Regions from separate parts of the Homo sapiens genome. Here all the other regions are linked to region 2. A link is a loop called in an ENCODE intact Hi-C map of the cell type or tissue named here. Cell type or tissue: PC-3. All regions are shown on one strand.

What was found. Peaks named below come from ENCODE experiments on the same cell type or tissue, not always from the same donor. Only the 100,000 strongest peaks of a DNase experiment are listed, where the experiment ranks them.
Region 1: it touches region 2 in a loop (4-fold over the local background); 2 of 110 quality-filtered maps call a loop at or near these places.
Region 3: it touches region 2 in a loop (9-fold over the local background); 38 of 110 quality-filtered maps call a loop at or near these places.
Region 4: a loop joins it to region 2, with 3 times the contacts of the local background. A loop is called at or near these places in 2 of 110 quality-filtered maps.
Region 5: it touches region 2 in a loop (4-fold over the local background); 50 of 110 quality-filtered maps call a loop at or near these places.

The regions. Positions count from the first base shown.
Region 1 is chr5:82,989,198-82,994,197 of GRCh38, reverse strand. No RefSeq gene overlaps it. Among named protein-coding and RNA genes, the nearest start is that of TMEM167A, 86 kb to the left of the region's middle. In PC-3, no CTCF peak of the experiment used is centred here; a DNase peak (open chromatin) is centred at 2,367; H3K27ac peaks cover 1,635 bases.
Region 2 is chr5:82,639,655-82,644,654 of GRCh38, reverse strand. No RefSeq gene overlaps it. Among named protein-coding and RNA genes, the nearest start is that of MIR3977, 200 kb to the left of the region's middle. In PC-3, a CTCF peak has its summit at 3,114 (motif pointing left); a DNase peak (open chromatin) is centred at 3,124; H3K27ac peaks cover 512 bases.
Region 3 is chr5:83,428,496-83,433,495 of GRCh38, reverse strand. No RefSeq gene overlaps it. Among named protein-coding and RNA genes, the nearest start is that of VCAN, 41 kb to the left of the region's middle. RefSeq lists a silencer at 2,806-2,855. In PC-3, CTCF peaks have their summits at 2,703 and 2,910 (motif pointing right); a DNase peak (open chromatin) is centred at 2,895.
Region 4 is chr5:82,752,269-82,757,268 of GRCh38, reverse strand. No RefSeq gene overlaps it. Among named protein-coding and RNA genes, the nearest start is that of MIR3977, 85 kb to the left of the region's middle. In PC-3, no CTCF peak of the experiment used is centred here; a DNase peak (open chromatin) is centred at 2,708; H3K27ac peaks cover 1,230 bases.
Region 5 is chr5:82,792,012-82,797,011 of GRCh38, reverse strand. No RefSeq gene overlaps it. Among named protein-coding and RNA genes, the nearest start is that of MIR3977, 46 kb to the left of the region's middle. In PC-3, a CTCF peak has its summit at 3,000 (motif pointing right); a DNase peak (open chromatin) is centred at 1,911; H3K27ac peaks cover 567 bases.

The DNA.
Region 1 (5,000 bases), 350 kb before region 2:
GAGCAGAAAACTGAAGGATTGAGTTATGAGGAAAGATTAAAAGAAAAATGAAACACTTAATTGTCAGGGAAAAATTTTTTTTTTTTTTTGAGACGGAGTCTGTCGCCCAGGCTGGAGTGCAGTGACGCAATCTCCGCTCACTGCAAGCTCTGCCCTCCCGGGTTCACACCACTCTCCTGCCTCAGCCTCCCGAGTAGCTGGGACTACAGGGGCCTGCTACCATGCCTGGCTAATTTTTTGTATTTTTAGTAGAGACAGGGTTTCACCGTGTTAGCCAAGATGGTCTCGATCTCCTCACCTCATGATCTGCCTGCCTCGGCCTCCCAAAGTGCTGGGATTACAGGTGTGAGCCATTGCGACAGCCTGTCAGGGAAAACTTTCTGAGAGCTACTAATCTCCCTAAGAAAGTGGTAGAAATTTTAATATTTTGGGACCTTAAAAATAAAATCAGATCTCCAAGTCACCTAGAACCAGTCAGACATAAAATAGGCAAATAATAAATGTGTGTAGGATAAATGAAGTTCTATGAATTATTGTGTGTTAACTAATTTGCAATTGTGGATTATCTGCCAGAGTCTGTTTCAGGAGCTTGGAACATATTAGTGAACAAAAGAGAAACAGCTGCTGCTTTCCTGAAGTTTATATTTTTTATTAGCTTTCTAAGTAAACAATTTTGTAATTTCAGAGTTCTCTTCTCTTGGAAATGCAGATTGTCTGTAAGAATCTCAATTTCCTATAGGCTAGATATTCAAGTTTTTTTTTTAGATGTAATCCCCCGAGTTTAATTAAATAAATACAAATTATATATAAAATATCATTGAAATAGAGATAAAAGTCTGTCAGTTGTCAAGACTTAAATATCCACATTTTGAATTTTAAAACACCTTAATATTTCATTTTAAAATTCTTACAGATTCATTATATCCTTGACATTCATTATTGGTACATTGAAATGTGATATAATTTCATTCTTGGTAGATTCGGTCATAGTAGCATCTATGCTCCAGGTTTCATCTCCCATATAGAACCTTTTTCAAAGTAAGTGCATGCTGTGTGTCTCCTATATGGGTGTATAGAATAAAACCTAACATAATGTCATGAGGTTAAAAACATTATTTCTCCAACATCTGTGACACAATTCCTCAGTAAGAAAACTGTATTTGTTTGGAAAATATATCTTGATAATTTTACTTGGAAGTAAAAACTTCATTCCAAGGGATGTAAGTAAGAATTGCTTGTTATTCCAGAGAGGTCAGAGCAAAGGAAGAAGAGCATGAATAGGGTGGGTCTAGTCAAATGGCAGCATGAGATGTGACCTCTTCCCACGACCTTGTGAAACTTTAGGAAAGTTTGAGAATGTGTGAAATTGTTGGTTTGAATTGATCTTTTGCAGAAATCAGCTAAGAAGCAGAATTTTGGATCTAGATCAGCAGAGGCTGAAACAAGGCAGCAGGCAGCATATACAGGCACAGGGAGAAGATGCAGTGAGTTGTCAGAAATAAGCGGAAAGCGTGGAATTTCCCGGTCATGAAAATGAGGAGTGTATGCCATGTGTACCTAAATCTTGTGTTGGGAGCATGTAGGTAAGGCCAGGGAGATGTGTTGATTGGTTGATGGCTGCAGGTGGAGGTAGGAAGGCATCCAGCTGACAACTGGGTTATGATAAATACAAACAGAACTAGCAATACATCCCTTCTCCACTGCTTGGCAAATCTGTCCCTCAGTAATTCAGCCAATTGCACCTGAAGGTCTTTAAGCTAAGCATTTTGCGTTGGTGTTTGAAATGTGGTGATAGATATACCCTGACCCTTTCCAACTTTCTTGGGGCTTGATAATAGCTGCTGACATTTATTGAGCATTTACTATATGTCAAGTGTGTTAACACTGTATAAGCAATAGCCTTTCAAACCTTTACATCAACCTGTACTGCTTTTATTTTCATTTTAAAGATGAGGACCTGAGACTTACAAATGTTAACTGGCTTTGCCAAGACCACACAACTACAAAGTGATGAAACAGATTTTTTTGTTTGTTTTTGAGGTAGGGATTTGAACTCTTGCAGTCAACTACAAAATATGCATTCTTAGACGCCATGTTTATGACTTGCATATCCTGTTAATGCCCAAAGTTTTGTATTAAAAGATAGAGAACTAGGCATGTTTAGGAATGTATTCAGTTTCCAGATCAGAGAAATGTTACCTCGTTCTAAAGAGCAGTTTCTAATCCATAGCTCACAGGTTCCTAGGGTGTCGTATAATTTTTTCAAAGTTGGCATAAATCCATACATGCTCTAAGTACTTTCTGTAAATAATATGAGTGGTCACATAAATCTTAGTCATCAGACACCAAGCACCCAACAGACCAGGCTGACAGGAAATCCCATTATAGTCACTACCGGGTTTCTTTCCCCACGTTTATGTGAAGGTTCTCGGGCTTTGTACAGCACCACGGCATGAGGAGGCCCCTGTGTTTCCCATTGGTCACCACCGCAAGGCCCAGTCTATGGCCACTTGCTATCCAGTTGCTCTCTGGCTCCTGGGCTTCTGGGATCCCTGTGGTCTCAGGATCTATCAGAATGTGATCTTCAGGCAAAATTCTGCTGTAATCCCTCTAAAAATTCTTAAGACTAGGTGAATTGAATATTTTTGCCTTTGTTGGCCCAGTAACTGTTCTTTATTTTGGCAAAGCACTCAATTTCCTTTGGGAATATACATTCTTCTTATCTTCCCTTTGCTTATAAGGGAGCAATTTTTCTTGTAATAAACCCATGACCTAGTCCTGGCCAATAAGGGCATTTCATTCCTTGGACCCTGGCTAAGAGACGGAGAGGAGACTCAAGCTAGGCCGTTAAGATCCAATCCAGGAATGATGGGGACAGTAGGATAGAGGCTGTCTCTGCTGGCGTCAATAGGCCTAGAGCTGCTGGGAGCCAGGGAGAGAGCCCTCAGGAGAAAGAAACCAGCCCAGAGGGAAGCAGAGCGGAGAGATGGGAAGAGACAGATAACATTTGAGCTTTGGTTCCAGTCATGCTTGGACTTTCCAGGGGAGCCAGTAAATAAGCTTTTGTGGTGATTTTATTTTACATTACAAAGGAGTGTCCTTACTGAAAAATCTTCACTGATAACACTGAGCTCCATGCTTGAATAAAGTTAAGGGAAAAATTTTAAAAGTAACCAAAATATACATTCGATCTCAAAACATTGCTCTTCCACATACATCTTAAACATACGGTAGAAGATTGTTTACTCAGATTATACAGAAATAACTTGTTCCAAATTAATGATATTTCCAGAGTTTAGATAGGTTAATTCAAAAAGGGCATAACGATAAAAGTAACGATTTATTTATCAAATTTTCTGGTTGTTTTCTTATGGGTTTTCTTTCTGTTATATAAATTAAGAAATGAGATGCATAAAAATATGCATTTTAACCATTGCAGCTTAAATCTTTAAAACATTTGTTACTTGCCAAAATATGCAAACAGCAAAACTGATGTGTCAGTGTTTCAATTGTTTGAGACAAATCACCCTGTCAATATTACTTATTTATTCCTGTAATATGTTGTCTTCATTGTATGTCTTATAACAAATTGCCCTTCAATTATTACAGTGATTTTTTTAAAGGGATGGTCATAAAGAAAAATGGGAAGTCTCCATTTTTGATGCTTTCATTGTTTAGACTTCCAGATATATGACCTGTATTTCCAAACTTATGTGGGTGCTGCTCTAATCTATTAAAATAAAACATTTATTTCAAAGACATAGTGAATTTATAATAGCTCACTAACATTATGTATTTCCTTAATCAACAGCTATTACATAGAGTTCTCCTGATGTTTTTTATTTCTTGTAGAAAGGGCTCTTAGTTTTGAGGCGTTGGAAACCACTAATAGAAGGGATTTGGTGCCTTGCACCATAAACCAAAGAGATTCCTAAAACCCACAGGGTTCACCCACCACTAAATCCTTAGCAGTGCTCAGAGCTATGCCTTTGGAGGCACAAATTGTCTCTTATAAATTAAAGCCTTTTGTTCAAGAATTTCACTTCTTATTCTAAATTCCCTTTAAACGTCAAACCTTCAGAAAAAAACAAACAACAACAACAACAAAAATTTCAGTTCCTGTCAGGGAAAACCAACTAACTTCTGTGAACTCATTTAATTTCAGCATCCCACGTGACAGCATGAAACTTGACACATTTAGTAGACCAAACAAAATTAATAAAAAACAAAACCAAAATAAATCCATCCATCTATTCATGCGCTGCCATCACCCCTTTCTTTCCAATTTTCCCACTTAGTGTTTATTCCCTTGCATTCTGGTTGCGTATGTATGAATGTGAGTGGGCTTCCTGGCCATGGGCATCGCACACCATAGTGTCAGAGAAATCCCTATGGGAAGAAGCTAGCATTCCACAGTTGATATTTCAAGATGGGCATGGTCAGCAGGAAGTGGGTCAAAACCTGTACCAAATGCTTATTATGACTTGGTTGGAATCAGAAGCACAGCTGAGAGGCTTGAAGGTGGTGCCCAAAAGGAGTCCAGTGACTCCCACAGATACCTCGATCATAACAGGTCCTAAAAAGAAGCCACTATTTTCTTTCCCAAACCAGTTCCTTCTGCCTTCTCTCTTGCATTAACGACAATGTCACCTAAGCAGTTCCCTAAGCTAAAAAACTAGGGGTCATCTTTATTCCCTTTTCCTCATAGTCCACATCCAAATGATCACACAATTCTGATAATTAATCCCAAAAATGTCTTCAAATCTAGACTCTCCTTTGTCTCCTCAACTCAACCACTTAGACCAGTTGTTAGATTTAAATCTGTAACATTTTCTACATGAATTGTACACACTCCAGAAAGGATATAAAATTCCAGGAAACTGGTATATGAGGGTCAAAGATGTGTTTGAATCTATTTAAAGTACTTTTGCAAAGTTAAGAGACAAGGAAATGGCAAAACCAGGGCTCCAACTGGTGTTGACTGTAGATTTGTCTTCTCT
Region 2 (5,000 bases):
CATTTTTATCAGCTCCTAATGCACAGCAACATTGATTAAACCAATTTCATAATTCCTCTGAGATGTAGTTAGAGTAAGTTTGCATCATTTGTACATTTAAAATATGCAAATTTAATAATACATGCACAAATGAGGGAAAATAGGCTATAAAAGGACATGAGAGAGAGAAAGAGGAAAGAATAAAGCAAATGTGGTTAAAATGTTAACACTGGGAATTTTGTGCTGTCCTTGCAACTTTTCAGTAAGTCTCAAATTGTGTCACAATAAATAATTAAAAGAAAGAATTACCTTGCAACTCAGCCTGCCATTCTACTAAATGAATATAGGCCATGGAATAAGAGAAGATGGGAAATGAGATCTTCAGTTAGCCACAGTTAATGTGTCCCTTATAATGTGAGCATCATGCCATGCTCAGTATGACTCTACTGTTTCAAAATATGTATTTGTGGTATAAAACTGTATTTAAAAAATCTTGCCCAGGTGCGGTGGCTCATGCCTGTAATCCCCGCACTTTGGGAGGCTGAGGCGGATGGATCACTAGAGGTCAGGAGTTCAAGGCCAGCCTGGTCAACATGGTGAAACCCCATCTCTACTAAAAATACAAAAATTAGCCGGGTGTGGTGGCGCGCATCTGTAATCCCAGCTACTCAAAAGGCTGAGGCAGGAGAATCGCTTGAACCCAGGAGGCGGAGGTTGCAGTGAGCCAAGATCGCACCACTGTACTCCAGCCTGGGCAACAAAGGGAGACTCCATCTCAAAAAAAAAAAAAAAATCTTGCATATGCGTCTTTATTACATGCTATACATTATATAATTGTTAAACACAGTTATAGAGCCCTGTACACTTTAGTTCAATGGTGATTTAAGGTTTTCAAGGGTGATTTTGGTTGTATGTGATTTTTGCCTTACATGGTAAATTTAGATCTTGTCCCTAAGTAAGATGTGACTCCAGTGAACTCTCACAGGATGAAGAAATAATTTACATGAATTAGTGAGTTAACATTATTGTCTTGATGGCTAGTCTATAGTCATAATATCAAGAGCGTAAATAAATCTGTCCAAGTCAGCTTTCCTTCCCTTTCTCCTTTCTGGGCTCTTTGTCCCTTTTTATCACTCTGCTATCAGAGTGGCTAAAGTGCCCTGATGTCCCTGGTCACCAAATGAAAACATCCAATAACCTTAATGTGCTATATGTCTCAGGTTGTTTTATTTGGGGGCGAGGCAATGCTGTCTGGAAAAAGTAACAAACAAAAGGAAATCTCTGACAAATCTGAATCATTAACGGGGCTGACAAATCTGAATCATTAACGGGGAAGAAGTCTTTGAGCAGGGAGCATTCTGGAGTTCTGTGATTATTAATTATACTGACATACTTATTCCATTTATTTCTTGCCCACTTTAACCCCTGCCACCACTGACTTCAAGTTGCATTTATTTTAATGTGCCAAGCCTACTACAGGTGCACTATGTATATTTTAACACAGGACAAATTTGGCAAGGGAAATTTTTACATTGTATGTCAGAATATTCATCTTTTGGAGATTTGGCAGTTGCTGTAGCTATCGTTGCTTAGACTTTGAAATAAATGTAAAATGTAGTCAAAAGAGCCTAGGACTAAGAGTTGAAAGAAGTAATACAAATTGCTTGTTACTCAAGTTGCAAAATCTTTCTATGCTTCATTTTCATAAAAGACATGAAGACCATTCAGTGTCTTAATAATTACTTATGCATAATAACCCCTTGTGATAACGTTAATGAAAATTTGCCCTACCTAGCTTGTAGTGAGGACAAAGAGATAATGTTTATGAAAGTGATTTATAATCTGTAAGCACAAAGTAAACACAAACAAGATATTAACTGTGATGGCTAATTTAATGTGTCAACTTGACTAGGCCATTACGTGCCCAGATAATTGGTCAAACACTGTTCTGGTTGTGTCTGTGGGATGCTTCTGTATGAAACTAACATTTGAATTGGTAGACTGAGTAAAGTAGATTGCCCTACCCAATATGGGTGGGCCTCACCCAATCCTTTGAGTAAGGGAGAATTTGCATGCTCTCTCTGCCTAACTGTCTTTGAACTAGGATACGGATCTTCTATTGCGTTTAAACTAATTCAGACTGGAACTTGCACCACCAGTTCTCCTGGTTCTCAGGCCTCTGAACTCAGACTGGAATTATACCATTGACTCTCTGGGTCTCCAGCTTGCTGACTACTACTATCTTGGGACTTCTCAGTCTCCATAATCACATCAGCCAATTCTTTAAAATGAATGAATAAATAAATAAATATACTATTGGTTTTATCGCTGAAGAATCTTGATTAATACACTAGCTATGAAAAATATTTATTTCTTACACCCGTGAGTTGGATAATTTAAAAGAATGACTAGTGGGCAGTTGTGTCAATCAACCAGTTTCATGACAACATCTATGCCCAATGACAATCCTGAAAATTCCATACCCCTCTCCTCCACCACATCCTAAAATCACTAAAAGGACTAAAGATTCCAAGGTGGTATAGGACAATCCCAGCTAGAGCAATGCTGAATTTATTTCCAGGATAACCCATTTCCACACAGCTTGTCCTCTTGACCCTTAGACTGCTTCACAGTCACACAAAAGAAAAGAAAATGAGATTTCATAGTTTTAAAAATGAGAAATTACAAAGCACCATACTAAGCAAAAATTGCCATTATGGATCTAATTTATCTCACTGTGACAATGTCTTATAGATTTCATGTTCCTCTGGAGAAGGTTTCTGTGTGTTCCTGGTCATTATCACACTCTCACAGTGATGCTTGTCTTTGCAATAACATAGCTGTAATAATCGTACACCCTCCACTATTTTCACAGGCTTTTTGTTTTGTTTTCCTTAAACCTTCTCTAAATTAAGTATTTAAGATATTAAATGCCCTCAGTACAAAGTTAAATAAGGAGAAACCATCTGAGGCACAATCCTCATCAACGATAATGAAACAGTGTCACAGTTTTATTCACTTGTAGGATTCTATTTCTGTAATGCTTCATGTCAGACACAATGGATTAGACTCTCATTGGAAGGGAATAAAAAGGTCTAGGTTAGTCTGCCCTCTAGTGTAGCTCACTGGTTCCTAAAATAAACTGGTGAAACGTGTCCTGGAAGCTGATTGTGCAATTCTGTCAGAATGGCAAGTTGCCATCATTGCCAGCACCAGATTTTCACATCTCCCTCCTCTATGGGAGCTGCAGACTTTTCTAGCATCTAATGTTAGCTATATGACCTAATGAAAAGAAATTCATATGAAACACACCCTCCCGAACCTATGCTTGATTGAAGTCAGTGTTACATGGCAATCCTTGACCATGGTTTTTGTCAATTGTTCCTATTTCAGGAGAACACGGATACAAATTAATAAAAGGGCATGTTTTTGATTCAGAAATAAGGGTTTTAGAAAGAACTTCTGAAATAGAGCGATTTAGTCTAAGAACTGTTACTGGCATGGGCTAATCTCTTTGAGACAGTCTGGTCTATTCATATAGTAAAGCACCCTCCTCCTTGGCTGGCCCTTCTGATGGAGAGTTTGCTGCAGCATGGATCTGATGTTGGACTCCAGGGGCATTGTGAGCAAGGAAGAAACATCTCTGCATTCCCTGTTTTACACCTTCCCTTGAATTCTGATTTACAGTTAAAAACTAACGTGCCTTGGGGGATAGTTTTTGATAACTCTGCAGTTTATATTCAACTTCATAAACACCTTTTGTGTTTTATAAGAGTCTAAATTTTGCAAGTGATATGTTTGTGTAGGTCTGAAAGCATTCCTGTTAGAGATCAGTTCCAAAGCATTTCAGACAAATAAATACAATGTAAAATTATCTTCTTAAAATTTATTTTCAAGGCCCTGTGATATGTTTACCTGGAAAACTCAAATGTTTCACTTGATCCCAATCTGATCTATATTTCCCTGCTGGTTTCCACGCCCCCTTGGTCCATGCCCCAAAGCAATTTGGCTAAGTGATGATAGTCTTTTGTTTCTAGGCACCTCCTAACCACTACCAATTTCAGAAAATATCAGGTCCTGACCTTTACAAAAAAAAAAAAAAAGTTTTTGTAATTATAGATTATGTGCAAATTATATATATTTATATGCAAATACACACATAATAAGTCTGCAAAACATAAAAATGTCCTCTATTTAAATTTCTGTTGTTAAAGCAGCGGTTCAGTAGGGCTCAGTGTGATGACCCATGGAGCACACCAGCCCCCAAGAGCACCATCACAGACTTACCTGATTGATTGTTGGCATAAGGCCGTCCTTAAACCATCAAGTTGCGTTTCTTCACAGTTGAAGTATAAATACAACTTTGATCTATTTTCTAATTGTCCTTTCCTGACAGCAATATAACCACAACACATACACAGGCTTTTAGGCTCTAACAATACTCATTAAGCGAGTGAAAAGGAATTTAAAGGGAGAGGCAATATGAAGGAGCAGACAGCACTAGGAGTCAACAGACCTAGATGCTAATTGTGGGCCTGTTTCCAGCTAAGCTGTTAACTTGAGCAAGTCACTTTACTATTCTGGAGACATCTTTTCCTCATCTGTGATGGGGTGGGCTAGACCTAGATTAAATCAGAAGTATCTGAACTTTCATCTGCAGACTTCCTGTTCTAATCATATGGCCTTTATGGCCACATCTGTGTTTCAGTGTCTTTGAGACTCAAAATATAACAGATCTCAGACAGATTTGCCAATCCAGGGACAGTGTTACTCAAATACCATGTTCTCACTGACTCTAGTTCCCAGTCTAATCCACATCCGTGGCATGTTTGCCATTTACTGCACTGATTTTCCAGCTTGTTTTCTTTGCTCAAGTCTCTGAAAGACATTATGAGCTTAATCATTGTCATAAAGAGAAAATGAAAGATTGCAGGCTTTCTGATTAGCATTTAGCATATTTTTTTCATAGAATTTCAAGAGCACATAAAACTCACTTGTTTCCTATCAGCATTTCCCCTTGC
Region 3 (5,000 bases), 790 kb before region 2:
AATCCCATATGGCTGTGCTTCTAATTTCTGATTCGTTACAGTAAAGGTAAGGCAAGAATCATGGTAAATGAAAGAAGACCATCAACAGGGTTTTATATGATTGGCTACCATGTACTACGGTGTGACTGTATGTGTCCCTCTAAAATTTATTTGTTGGAACTTAAGCCTGAAGGTTAACAGGTAGGGTGCTTGGGAGGTGATTAGGCCATGAGAGCTCTGTCCGCATGAATGGTATTAGCAACCTTATAAAAGGGCTAAAGGGAACTAGTTAGGCCCTTCTGCCTTTCCATCATGTGAAGACACTGTTCATCCCCACCAGTGGATGTAGCAACAAGGTGCCATCTTAGAAGCAGAGTCAAGCCCTGATCAAACACTGAACCTACAGGAGTCTTGATCTTGGACTTTCAGCCTCCAGATTTGTGAGAAATACATTTCTTGCTTTCAAAATTACCTAATTACTTAGTCTGTGGTATTTTGTTACAGCAGCAGGGACAGACTAAGATACCATGTGTATTAGTATCCTGTGGCTGCCATAACAAATTACTACAAACTTGGTAGTTTAAACAACAGAATGTATTCTCTCATGGGTATGAACTAGAGGCCTGAAATCAAGGTGTTTGTAGGGCTGCTCCCCTTCCAAAAGCTCTAAGAGAAGTTCTTCCAGCTTCAGGTGGCTCCAAGGGCTTCTTGGTTTGTGGCTGCATAATTTGAATCTCTGCTTCTGTTTTCACATGGCCTTCTCTGTGTCTTGTCTTCTTTTCTGTCTCTTATAAGGATACATCATAGGATTTAGGTCCATCTAGGTAATCTAGGATGGTCTCATCTTAAGATCCTTAATTAGATCTGCAAAGATACTTTTTTTCCAAATAAGGGCATATTCCCAGGTTCTGGGCATTAACACATGGGCATATTTTTTTGAAGGGGTGGGCATCATTCAACCAACTACACCATGATTCTTTATTTGACTTCTTGATATGTCTGTTAGAAACATTTATGCAATGCAGGTGTACTATTTATACCGTACTTATGATTAATTCTATACAAGGTTTAGCGTCAAGTCCCTGGTCAGCAACACATCTGCCATTATATCTATAGGAAAATTCAATTTGACTTATGATATGCCTGCTTATCTGTTTCCCATGAATGTTTATATGTTCATCTTGCCATTCAAATTTTACTGTAATCTCTCAGAATCCAAGAACTGTGCCTTATCTTTATTTCCATTTTCTACTCAACACCTAAGACAACTAATACATATGAATAGACATTTATTTATTGGCACATTGACTTTGAAATTCATGTTTGCCTATGATCTCTGTAGGAACTCTGAGTATGAAATGTATTGGAGGAACAGGAGCAGCTTTTGACTGACAGTATATATTCCTTCAGTGGGAGTGGGTAGAAGCATAAATAAGGCTAACTATAGGGTTGTAATTTCTCCATGTTTCCTCTGAGTTTTTTTTTCTTTTTGGCTGTTTGAATTGAGCTATATGCCCTCTTCTAGAAGGTACAAGCAAGAAGAGCAAGTCTATAAAACTTGTTCGTGAGCAGAAGGACAAGACTATTACTTAGAAATCTTGGCATAATCCTTTGAGTGGTTTCATTAGGAATGAGGCTCTACAGAATTGCCACTGGGAAATGTGTTTCTGGAACTCAGGGAGATTGTATTAATACCTTAGGACTGTTTCTGAAAGAGTTTATTTATTTATTTATTTATTTATTTATTTATGGAAAGAAAGAAGAAAGGAAGGTGGGGCCGGGGAGACAACTTTAATTTGAATATATATTAGGATTAATAAAAGAATTATTTTTAGGTTCAGAAAACTTCCATATTTTTTGAGATACAGTAAGAGATGTCAGAGAAAGAGAAACAAAAGTCTGTAAAGAAGTGAAGAAATTTTACACTAGGTTGATGGTTGTAGGAAATATAAATTAAAATGCCCTGAGCTGGCTAGAGGTACTTAGCAAAAAAAAAAACTAATGAAAAGAAAAAAAAGGTTTTTTAGGAAAGGCTGGAGACATACAGAGCCTCAGTGATGCAATTACAATATGAAGAGCTGGCTGCCATGGGACTGCTGGAAGGAATCATTAGCTCTGGTTAAATGAGTAAGTTTCTGCTGCAAAAATGATAAAGTACCTTAGAGGCATCAGGAGCTGGGCTAGAGGTTTGTAGCAATCCTCTTGATGTTTCATCAATTAACGAAGACCACCTTTTTCTAAGTTTCTTTGAAACTCAACAGGCAGAACTGATGGATATTTTTCTGCTAGGTAGAGAAAAAAATAACTAGTATAATCCTGTCCTTCTGTTCATTTTAAGTAGCCGTCGCTTAAATTTCCTTAAGCTCAGTGAAAACATTATCCAGGCAAAGATTCCACTTCACACTGAAGTAAATTTACTTGTCCAAAGCGCTAGATTAGTTGTCTATAATGGTTTCTCTTTAAAACAAGAAAAATTGTAAAATACTGGTCCTTTGGTGAGGAACTGGACAAAAGCTTGGGCGCTATAGTCTCTTCTGCTTATGAGACATGTGAACTCTACTATCCTTTTTCTGTCTGTCTAGCCAAGGCGTCTCCGAATGCTCAAGGATTGTTTTCAAACCAAATTGATAAGAAACTAAAAAGACTCAGTCTGAGTATGCTGGACTTTTATCTTTTTTCCTTAAAATGCCAACTACGCTGGCAATGTAAAGCAAATAGGTAAAAATTAAATCAAACATGGTTCAAATAAACACATTTTCTCTTACCAAGATAAGTATTCCTATAATTTTTAGAAAGCCAAAGAAATGACAAGGTTGAGATAGGAGTGTCAGGTGGAGGAAGGAGAAAATGAGTAGAAGCCATCAGCCACAGAGAACAAAGCGCCCTCTTGTTCCGGTGGGGAACGCACTGCCTAGGAATGTATCCACTAGGTGGCGTTTCATCTCCAGGACAGGCCAGGATTTGTCCTGTCGTTCAAAAACCAATCTGCTAAGCGTTTTGGTGGTCTTGAGAAAGGTAAATACATTTGTTTTAAAATTGTTTTTGTCTGAAAATCACAGTTTTGAATAGTGGTGAAGACAATCAAGATTTCCCATTTAGTGTGAAAATTGGGTGCCATCATTTTGGAAGATTTCATACTCAAGTATTCTGAGGATCTAGCAGGATTAAAGCATTTGGGAGCTGTACGGTCCTCTTAGAGATCACCTTACCGGTCATCCCTGTTTTGCAGATTAAAATACTGAGAGCCAGGCTTATCTTATCACTTGCCTAAGATTGTAGTATTGGGTGATGATAGAACAAGGATCAATTTCCTACAGGCAGACCAGACTCAGTGTCACCTGAGTCATCCTGATCCACGTTAAAACCTTTCATTGATAAATGTGTAATATATGCACAGTGAGTTCTAGGCACAAAGCTGCTTGCTGGGAATGCGGAAATAGAACCTGTCTAGAATCAACCCTCCAAGTATAATTGGAGAAAAAAAAAAAAGCTAACAGGCAATAACAAAACAGATAGTGCATTAAATAATGACCATGATGATGTCTGCCTGGTACCCAGGGCAGAATGTATCCTGTAAGGAGGCAGAGGCAGCCTCTGAGAAAGGTGAGATAAGGCTGAATGAATGTTTGGGAGAGGAGATGAGTTCACAAATTTTGCTTCCAGAAGGGAATATTTGCCTATTTTCTCAGCCAGGCTTTTCAGATCACAAAGCAAAGCCCCCGGGTGGGTCTCAGAGCGTAGCAATGTAATATCATCATGAAGCAAGGCATGGCTAGAGCTGCGCTGAGTCAGATGCTGACGATATTCATGATCTCTAGCTCGTATCTGGAAATGTTGTACTCAAACGAAATAGAAATATTGGCTTATTGTAGGTTTTAATTTACCAAGACTGTTCCAATAAGTCTGGTACATGCTACTTATATGGAATACTAATTTTTGAAGATATGACTTACAATGTTCTTTTTATTCTTCAAAACCGTTATGAGCTATTTTCATGAACAACTCAATATGTCATGAACCTTGGGAAGGGCTTGTGGGTTGCTGACATTATTCTATTTCTTCATCCATGTTATAGTTCCACAGTATTTTGTTTTATGATAATTTATTGTCTATGTTTTATACTTCTTTCATGCGTATTATGTTTCAGAGTCTTTTAAAGAGTTTTAAAAATGTTATGGCCTGTGTTTTTGAATTTGCAAGGCTCTCCTAGAAACACAGTAGGCTGGGCATGATGCCTCACACTTGTAATCCCAGTATTTTGGGAGGCCGAAGTGGGAGGACTGCTTGAGCCCAGGAGTTCGAGACTAGCCTGGGCAACATAGTAGGAACCTGTCTGCAAAAGCTACAAAAATTAGCCTGGCGTGGTGGCTCACATCTGTGGTCTCAGCTACTGAAGAGGCTGAGGTGGGAGGATCGCTTGAGCCCATGAGGTGGACGCTGTAGCGAGCAGTGATTGCACAACTGCACTTCCATGTGAGTGACAGAGAGAGACCCTGTCTCCAAAAAACAAGAAAGAAAAGAAAAAGGAAAAGAAAAGAAACATAGTGAAGTGCTAGCAAACTCAATAGTGGTATTCCATGAGATCCACTGACAATGAGAAACCAGTTTTCAACTATAGAATAGTAACATTTTATAGTAGCACTTTAAAAATAAAATGTTTTAGCATATATTTACACTGCCTTTTTAGTGACTTATAAGAATGTTATAAATATCTTTTTGCCTTTCCTAGACTTCTGATACCCAGAGAAGGGGATTTTGGCCTAGTTACATCATGTAAAGTAAGAAAATGAGAATTTCAAAATTGACTTGTTTTCATGTTTAAATTCTATCTTTTGAGCTTTCATTTTTTAGTCTTAGACTATCTGTCAGGAAGAATGTGTACTTGTCACACATCTGTGTGTGTGCCGTTCATTCACCTCAGAACATTTAGTTGACTTCTCTAACAGCATTTGTCCTTCTGTTAACTTACTCCAGGTGTGTTAGTGACAGGACATAGACTCAGGGGCTCCAGACCCATGTTC
Region 4 (5,000 bases), 110 kb before region 2:
GTTGGGATAAAACTCTCCCAGCAAAAGAAAGAATAAGGGCTAGGTCGTTCTTCAGCTGTGGAAAGGCAATATGTCTCAACAAAGATGGTTTCTCCTCCCAGTTCCACGACACACGGCCAAGAATATGCTGTAATTGGGAACTGGCTCTCACGTGGGCTTAGATAGGAATGGGATCAGCCCTATATGTGATCAAATAGCTTTCTCATGTTTTGGCTGATAGGCAACTGAGGTAGGACAATAAAGCTTGGTGGTAAAAGAACTGACTAACTGGGAATTTTAGCTGAAGGAACCTTTGAAAGAACCTCATCTAGCTTAGCCCTACAAGTTGCAAGGGAAGAAACTACACTATGAGATGGTTTTTCTAAGTTCTCCCTGGTAAGTTAATGGTAGAACTGAGATTAGAACTAATGACCAAGTCAGTGTAATAAATTGGCAATAGAGGATAAGCAAAATTTTGAGACTGAAACAACTCAAAATTTAATGAAGACCATTCCTCATATGTTATACATTCTAAATCATGTCATTGCAGTCTACATGAATAGTGCTCTTGGAGTTGAACAACACTATAGGCATACAGGGCCCAATGTTCCTGAACACTGAAATCAAGGTGAGGTTCTTGAAAGGGATCCTTAAAGAGAGCTGTCCCCGCCACCTCTGGGATGGGGAAGACTTCCTTTCAGCAGCGTCGCTTATTTGAGAAATGACCATGTCATTTAATGTTCCAACTGGGGCATTTTTACAGTTAAAGGAGGTACTATTAACAATTTGGGATAACAGGAATAATCAGGGCTGTCTCAGGCAAACTGGATGCATGCTTACTGTACTTGTTAAAAGTTTGTCAGCTCTTATGGCCGTCCCTGCATCATCTGCAGATCATTTTCTACTGTTTACAAAAGGCTTACATCTGTTTTTATTCTTTTGTTCTTCAATAAACCAAGTCTATTTTTGAGGTTCTTCCCACAGAGCAATGGAGTTGACTTCATGCTGTACAAATTTAAGATTTGCTTTTTATATTTTCAGGGCTGAAGGAGACCTGTTCTCTCTAGGACTGTGTACAGAGCATAGCCCAGTAACTGAGATATATGTGGTTCTTCTAATGCCCTTTGCTTTGTTCTCCGGTGAGAATTTAAAAAGGAAAAGAAAAAATAAAACCCTGCCCTTTTGAACTGTTCAGCAACTTTGCTTGGCCAGATCAGGAATATATTCTTGGGTGGTATAGATGCAGAAAAGAAGCGTAGCTCTGCTTGCTTCAAAGCGAGTAAAGCAGCAAAGCTCTTCCAAACCTTGGCTGGCCAAACAAGGTGATTGAGTATGGATGTGGCAGACTGCATGCCAATGAAATCGACTGGGCAAAGATTGCTCTGGGAAAAGTGTTGCAGGATAGGGTATATGGGGAATTATATGTGAACTTGAATGAGGATAATCTTATAGCTTTATTTTCAGACCTGGAAAAGACTTTAGAAAACATTTGTCTAACCCTTATATGTTATACATGAGGAAACTGAAGCCTAGAAAGGTGAAGAGATTTGCCTACTGTAGCAGGGCCTAAACCCAAGTTTCCTGATTTCTTTTTCAGGGCCTCTGAAGCACTCCCATCACGTTGTACAACTCCTGGGGCACTATTCACACAGATTGCAATGACATGATTTAGAATGTATAACATATGGAAAGTGGTCTTCATTAAATTTTGATTTGTTTCAATCTTAGAATTTTGATTACCCTCCATTTATCAATTTATAACAGTGACTTGGTCATTAGTTCTAATTTTGGTTCTATTATTAACAACCAGGGAGAATCTGGGAAAATGATTTCACAGTGTAGTATCTTCTCTTGCAAATTGTGGGGCTAAGCTAGATGAAGTTCTTTCAAAGATTCCTTCACCTAAAATTCCCAGTTAATCAGTTCTTCTGAATTCACTGTACTAACACATAAAGTTATTTGAATTAAAACTGCAGTATAAATCTGGCTGGGTGCAGTGGCTCACACCCGTAATCCCATCATTTTGGGAGGCCGAGGTGGGCGGATCACCTAAGGTCAGGAGTTCGAGACCAGCCTGACCAACATGGTGAAATCCCATCTCTACTAAAAATATAAAAATTAGCCAGGTGTGGTGGCATGCACCTGTAGTTCCAGCGACTCGGGAGGCTGAGGTAGGAGAATCGCTTGAACCCAGGAGGTGGAGGTTGCATAGAGCCAAGATTGCACCACTGCACTCCAGCCTGGGTGACAGAGTGAAATCCATCTCAAAACAAAACAAAAACAAAAAAACAAAACCACCACCACCACCACAACAAAACTGTATAAATCCCCAAGCTGTAAGAAACTAGTAGAGGGGGAAGTTAAAGTGTTCTGGTTTTTGTTTTTGTTTTTTCAGTTCCCTACTCCACTCTCCTAGCAATTCTCCCTCCCTTCTCTTTACTCTCCATTATTTCTTTTAATTACATTTCTCTTAACTCTCCATTTTATTTCTAAATTTGCTCACCATAACATTTATTCTCCTTCTAATACAAAAGTACATCAAATAAAAGCAATGTTAATATCAAAGTAACAAAAAATAAAGAATAAAGAAAAAACACCAAGAAAGAAAATATTTCTTGTAATCTAACCAGGCTAATTTGCCTTTCCATAGATAGTCAAATATTTATTTTAAGAGTCATTTATGCATCATCTGACCAGGTACTCATCTCTAGGAGGTGACATATGGTCATCAATAAATAACTTTGGCCCTTATAAATCTCATAAACGTAGGAACAAGAAGTTACTCATGACCAGCAGGAATATACTTTCTTCCAGTAAATTGAAAATCAAGTGACAAAAGGCAGCAGAGTCTGAGATAGCCTTGAGACCTTGAATGCTCTGCAGAAACCAAATTCAATTTGACCTGTAAGAACGAATCTGCAATGAAAGACAGTGGACCCTAAACTTTATGCACTCCAATAGCTGTTAGATTATCAAGGAAAAAAGGAAACTAAAATACTTCTTATTGCTTAAATATAGCATTGAGCCAAAAACAATAACACAGTACACCACATTGTAGATCTTTGAACACATGCCACAAAGAAATAGAGGGAAGTAAGCAAAAGATTTTAATGGTGGTGATTAAAAAATAATAACGAATGTTTGTACTTTCTTGTTACTCTTTTCTTCCTTTTCCTATAAACACACATATGCTTTATTGATAGTTTGCAACAATATTTCTCACCAGGAAACTATGATCCTACAGTAGTACTTTCACCAAAGTGGGGTACTAAGTCTTGCATGAATGTTGAGAAATAACTCTGTTAACACAAAGAGAGCTTCTTTAATATTTTATCCGGCATAGTTAGCTTCTCAGCACTCAGGGCTTCTAAGGTATACAAAGAAACTCCTGTTTAGTCCCAATGTAGATCAAAAGATTTGGTTTTTGGAGAATGGCAGACTGTGTTAATTGTACTTATAGAAAGTAATAATATCTTTTGCTTTGATTGGTTGATTGGTTTCAAATGCATAGATTTCTGATTATATATTTAAAGCATAATTTTCTCCCTTTTATTATGCTTACGAAAGCTAAAATATATGGTAATTTAAAAATCCTTTTACTTTTAACCAGAAAAGAGTGGGTAGCATAAATTTGGCTGGGCAAAAAATTCTTTTCTCTAAATATACCCTAATCTCTGTATTTTCATCAACTCAATTAACACTTTAAAATGATGATGTCATCATCTCATCCATGAAGCAAAAACATTGAAAAACTACTGGAAATTATTGCCAAATGGGAGCAGCACTAAATTCAATGATGGATATAGAATTCTAATTAATTTGTATACAGTGTAAAAAGCTAACTGAAGAACTGTGGTTTTAGGCAACAAAAGTAAAACTAGATGAACTAAACCTCATCAGAATTGAAAACTTCTAAAAATATAAACAGCTTCTGTGCATCAAAGAACACAATCAACAGAGTGAAAGGCAACCTAGAGAAAATGGGAGAAAATATTTGCAAATCATATGTCTGATAAGGGCTTAATATCCAGAATATACAAAGAACTTGTACAACTCAACAACATAAAAATTCAAATAACCTGATTAAAATATAGGCAAAGGACTTGAATAGACATTTCTCCAAAGAAGATATACAAATGGTCAAAAAGCATATAAAAAGATGTTTGATATCACAAATAATTAGGGAAGTGGAAATCAAAACCACAATGAAATATCTTCTCACATCCATCAGGTTGGCTACTGTCAAAGAAACAGAAAATAACAAGTGTTGATAAGGATGTGGAGAAGTTGGAACCGTCGTGGACTGTTGGTGGGAATGTCAAATGGCATAGCTGCTTTGGAAAACAGTATGGTGCTTCCTGAAAAAATTAAAAATAGAATTACCATATGACTCAGCAATTCCACATTTAGGTATATTTCCGAAAGAATTAAAATCAGGATATTGAAGAGATATTTACATAAGTATGTTTATAGCAGCATTATTCACAATAGCCAAAAGATAAAAGCAGCTCAAATGGTCATTGGTGGATGAATGGAAAAACAAAATGTAGCATATACATACAGTAGAATAGTATTCAGTCTTAAAAAAGAAAGAAATTCTGACACATGCTACAACATGGATGAACTTTGAGGATATTATGCTAAGTGGAATAAGCCAGTCACAAAAAGATAAATACTGCATGATTCCACTTATATGAAGTAACGAGAGTAGTCAGAATCCTAGAAAAAAAGGTAGAATGGTGACTGCCACAGGCTGGGTGGAGAGGAGAATAGGAAGTTGTTTAATGGGTACAGAGTTTCAGTTTTATAAAATCAAAACAGTTCAAGATTGCTTTCACAACAATGTGAATGTACTTACTACTACTGAACTGTACACTTAAAAATGGTAAATTTTATATTATACATATTTGACCACAATTTAAAAAACTTAGATGATGATGATAATAATTGTGGTTACAAACTATAGTTTTTAAATCAATTACTAGGGATGTCCTTTTTTGTTTTTTGAGTAAAAATTTACA
Region 5 (5,000 bases), 150 kb before region 2:
TGTATTTTTAATGCTCTAGCATTAGTGGCCTCTCTGAATGGGAAGAGACTGTCCCTCCAGGGCTAGCAAGACATAGTAAAAGACTTGCCTAGAAGCATGTCTTTCACATGTAAACTAACCAACCGGAGTCTGTACTCTGAGGCACCTCTTATCTGGCTCTTATCTCCAAGAGGCAGTTTTCCTCTGTCCTAAGCACTGAGGGCCAAGTACCAGACAACCAAAGACCACCACTATAGTCTAGCAACTGCCAACATTCTTCAAACAACCCGACCTAAACTGCTCTGCTTTGCCTTCCCCTTGGAAAACACAATAAAGGCTCTGGACCGTGCTGTCCCTGCACCCCTTCTGCTTACTGACCAAACCTGGCATTTCTCCATGTGGCCCTGAATGCTGTGATACACCCACTCCGCTTGTGCAATGTAAATAATAAAAATCTTTCAATGGCATTAGCTTCTCTATGTTGTCACCCAGTCACCTCTACAAATTAAAATCCCATGGGTACATAACACATGTACTTCTATTAGAAAGCATGTAATGTCTTTTCTTACTTTTGATGATGTTAGCAATCATTGCCTCCATTAATTTATTTCAATAAGGGTTGTAAAATGGTGATATTCTCATTCTGTCATTTTTCTTCATTTATTAGCAAGAAATCATTTATAAAGAGAAATTTTCATTACTTATTTGGTTCCCTTGGGTTATGGTTTTTATTGGAAAGTCAGAAAGAATATTTGATTCTTTATCTTTATTTATAAGCTACTAAAATGAGTTGGCTTTCTGGCATCCTTTAAAAGTGATGAACAAGGTTTGTCATGGTGGTAATTGTTGTGTAGACACATTGTTATCTCAAGAATCTATACATATATACCTCAATACCGTAATTTTTTTTTGGTTATTATTCTTATTGATGCTTATTTTTGGCCACTGGGAGCCTCTTTAAGTTGGCTCCTAAGTCCTTTTGTCATGACCCTGGTAGTTTGGAGAGCTTCCTTGCTCTTGAAAGTGACAAAATATTTCTGACAATTCTGTAAATTATGTTTCCAGATCTGGAATCAGCTCTTTCTCCAAGGAGCCTTTGTTCATTTTAGTAGGAAATGGTATTTAGAGACTAAGTGTAGTTACATTGTTGAATTAGGGGTACATACATGTAGATTTATGTTTGGTCTCTTTATTCTTGTCACAATACCTTACCATCTTAACTTCCATAGCTTAAAGTCCTGTAATTTTTAGGATAAGTCTTTTTACCTCTTCTTCTTGAAAATTCTCTTGAATAGATTTGACCCTTTTGGAATTACATATAAATTTAGAATCAGCTTATTAAGTTTCATGGAAAAAAATTCAAAAATTTTTAAGCATTTTACTGATGTTATAAATGAATGCTAGGATAATGATATCTTTGTATTATTGCATCTTCCTATTAATGAATATGGCATATTGTTCCTTATACTTAGATACTTTTTATATTTTTCAGAAACATTTTATAATTGATAGGAAGTTTTGCTCATTTTTTTATGTGTGACTGACAGTATTTGTGTCTGTTGTGGATCTTTTTTTCTATTTTATACATATATTATGTATATATTATAGAAAATATAATGTTATATATTATAAGTATTATATATACTATGTATTATAATATATAAATGTAATATATACCTACATTGTATATTTAATGTATATTTATATATTATATTATATAGTACATATATTTTCTGGGAATGTAAATTAGTAATAAAGTATATTATACTTTATTAAAATAAATGAGCTTCAGAGAAAGGGAAAATCTGGCAATCATCCTGAGAGTAAATGAATAAAAAGAGTAAGAGTAAAAACTGGTCAAATCGATATTTCTCAAAGTGACAAAGCAGAAAATAAGTTCCCTGTTATTTGACTGGCCAATTTGTGGGAAACAGTAGTGGTGAGTCAAATATGAGACACTGATGATGAATGAATGAAATCGGATGGCATAAGAAACATGGTTTGTCTTTAGATTCCCTACCTTTGATAGAGCTGAGATACAGAAAAATGTTTCTCTACTAGAAGAAAAAGAGAGAAACACATAGTGACAAATGCTAAAGAGGCCATTGAGAATGGTAGTCAGGGAGTCAAATGCTACTCAGCTACAACCATTATCATGCTGCAAGAAGGTGAGCCTACTGTAGCCTGGTCCTCTGAATTTTCAAAGCAAACCAGAAATTCGGATTTTGTGAATTCTCTTGGGTTGTAAGTTTTGGTGACAAATTCCAATATTTTAAGAACATTGACCGTATAAAACACATATATAGACTGTTTATGGTTTGAGGGCCGCTTTTCTATGATCCCTGGATTAGAGATTGTTAGGGCTCAGAAATCAGTAACTCCAAATGTGTTTTGACATGCTGAACTGCAGAAACCTCATGTAAGTGCCCTCCTCCACCCACCGTCTCTCCCAAAACCTTTATCTGCCTAAGATCCAGGCCCACCAAAAGGAACAATTGTTTTTTCTTCTCCCTGTAAAACCAAGAATGCAATGATGCCTGAACAGACCCTTTCACAAGATAATGGACAAGCTAATTTCTGTTCCCTGAGACATTCATTCTCCCTAGTAATCCCCTCAACAGAATTTCTCTTTGCCCCTCTCGGGTAACCTGTTCTGCCAAGGCAGTATCTAAGCTTCTGAACCATTTGGGATGGTGGGCATCCCTCAGTGATTCTCCCTATGTGCACATTAAATAAATATGTGTGCCTTTTCTCCAGTTAATCTGCCTTTTGTGAGTTGATTTTTCAGCAACTCCCCAGAGGGCAAAGGGGAAGTCTCTCTTGGCCCCCACAAGGCTTTCTAAATATAATAATTTTTAAAATTTAGTATTTGGATGGTTGGAATACTTTAGTCAATAGGGACAACAGAAGTAAAACCCCACTTTACTTTCCTTTGGCGGGTTTTTTTTGTTTGTTTATTTGTTTTTCAATCTACAAATTCCTCCTTCCCACCACACTAGCAATTCTGAGACACTCCAGTAGGGGGCACCTATCACGTCATTTGAGGATCTCTGCCACCACTAAAGATGGGATTGTGCTGCTTTCCTTAAGTTGTGTTGAGATAAGAAAAAGGTAGACTAGATAATCATATAAACACAGACTCTGAAGTCTGGAAGACGTCTTGGAAAGAATTAATTCCACCCAGGGCTATGTAGGTGAGGAAGCTAAGTCCCACAGAAATTGAGCGGCTTGTTCCAGGACACATCTTAAATTAGCGGTATCTGCTGCTTTTTAGGTTTCTTAATAATTTTCAAGTTTTGTGCTGCAGTGTACAGTTAGCCAAGCTAGTCATGGGATTGCATGAACATCCCAGGGAAATGCTAGTTTTTTTTTCATTATGCATAATTAGGGCTTAATTAAATTTAATTATTTATAATTATCCAAGTAGAGATTGAATATGCCATATTGTCTTTACTATGCTTGAGTAAAAATATAAAAGGCCTGCGAAGGCAGTAATTGAATAAGAATGCAGAGCCTTGTATGTGTAGTAATTACACTGTAGTTTCCTGCTAGTTTCCGACACTACTGATGGAGGTTTGCATAAAAGATCATTCCCTCCTCATGATAACTCTAGGTAGAATTATCCTTTTTTATACTATAGGCTTATTATAAAAATTGTTTACAAATATCTGGTTGTGTATGTGTACAAAACAGATGTTGAAGCTTTTAAACAATCAGTATGAAAAACAATAGTACGCAAACTTCTTTATTACCAAAAATAATTAAATGTCATCTAACTTATTGATAATTCCAGGTAAATAGCAATAGTACATGTTATAATTTCTTGGGTCCTACTATATTACTCCATTTTCATACTGCTATAAAGAACAGCCTGAGACTGGGTAATTTATAAAGAAAAGAGGTTTGACACACAGTTCAGCAAGACTGGGGATATCTTAGGAAACTTACAATCATGGCAGAACGCAAAGAGGAAGCAAGGCACCTTCTTCACAAGGCAGCAGGAAGGAGAAGTGCTGAGCAAAGGGGGAAGAGCCCCTTATAAAACCATCAGATCTTGTGAGAACTCACTCACTATCATGAGGACAGCATGGGGGAAACTGCCCTCACGATTCAATTATCTCCACCTGGTCTGTCCCTTGACATATGTGGATTATGGGGATTACAATTCAAGATGAGATTTGGGTGGGGACACAAAGCCTAACCATATCACCTACCATGTGTCAAGTGATGCTAAGCACTTTGCAAATTATGTTACTTGCACTTTTTAACATGCCTAACAGGTAGCTAGTATTCCTATCATAGTTTTGGTGATAAATTCAAATTTATAGATGAGGAACTGAGAATCAAGTGATTAAGTGACCTTGGATTTGACCTGAGGCCTCTGACTTCAGAGTCTGTTACATTAATATCTGCACTGTGTTGCCTACCTAAGTAGATGTTTCAGATGACATCAGCATCATCTAAAATTCTAACAAAAATCACTCATTATAGTCTTTTAGAGGATTAAAGAGAGTTTACCAAAACAGTTTGTTCTTCATTCCACATTTCCCTTGGAAGTTCTGAGACTTGATTTCCTCAATGCAACATCTAACTAGTGGCATTGCTCAAACTTTTGGCTTGTGTTTCTTTCTTAGCACATACTTCATAAAATGTAGTTTGAAGCAAGACCCCTTACAAAGAAAGTGAAAAGATCCAAGAAAGCAATGCTGTCAAAACGAATAAACATTGTAAGAGACTATTTGTGGGCACTAGTGAGGAAATTATCTGACAATATGTCATAAATTTAGATCCCAATTAAACACAGGATATACAATAGTTGCCTATAAAATGTGAACATGTTGTAGATACTTTAAAATCCCAAGTTTAATGCTTAATGAGAAAAAGCTGTTGTATGATGTCAAACAGAGTAATATTGCATTTTTGAGAAATCATATCTTTGACTTTCTCTATGAAAGTAAAATTAATCTGTGCATAATTAGGTATTGGGATGAAAATTGTTTCCTGTTTTCTCGGATAATACT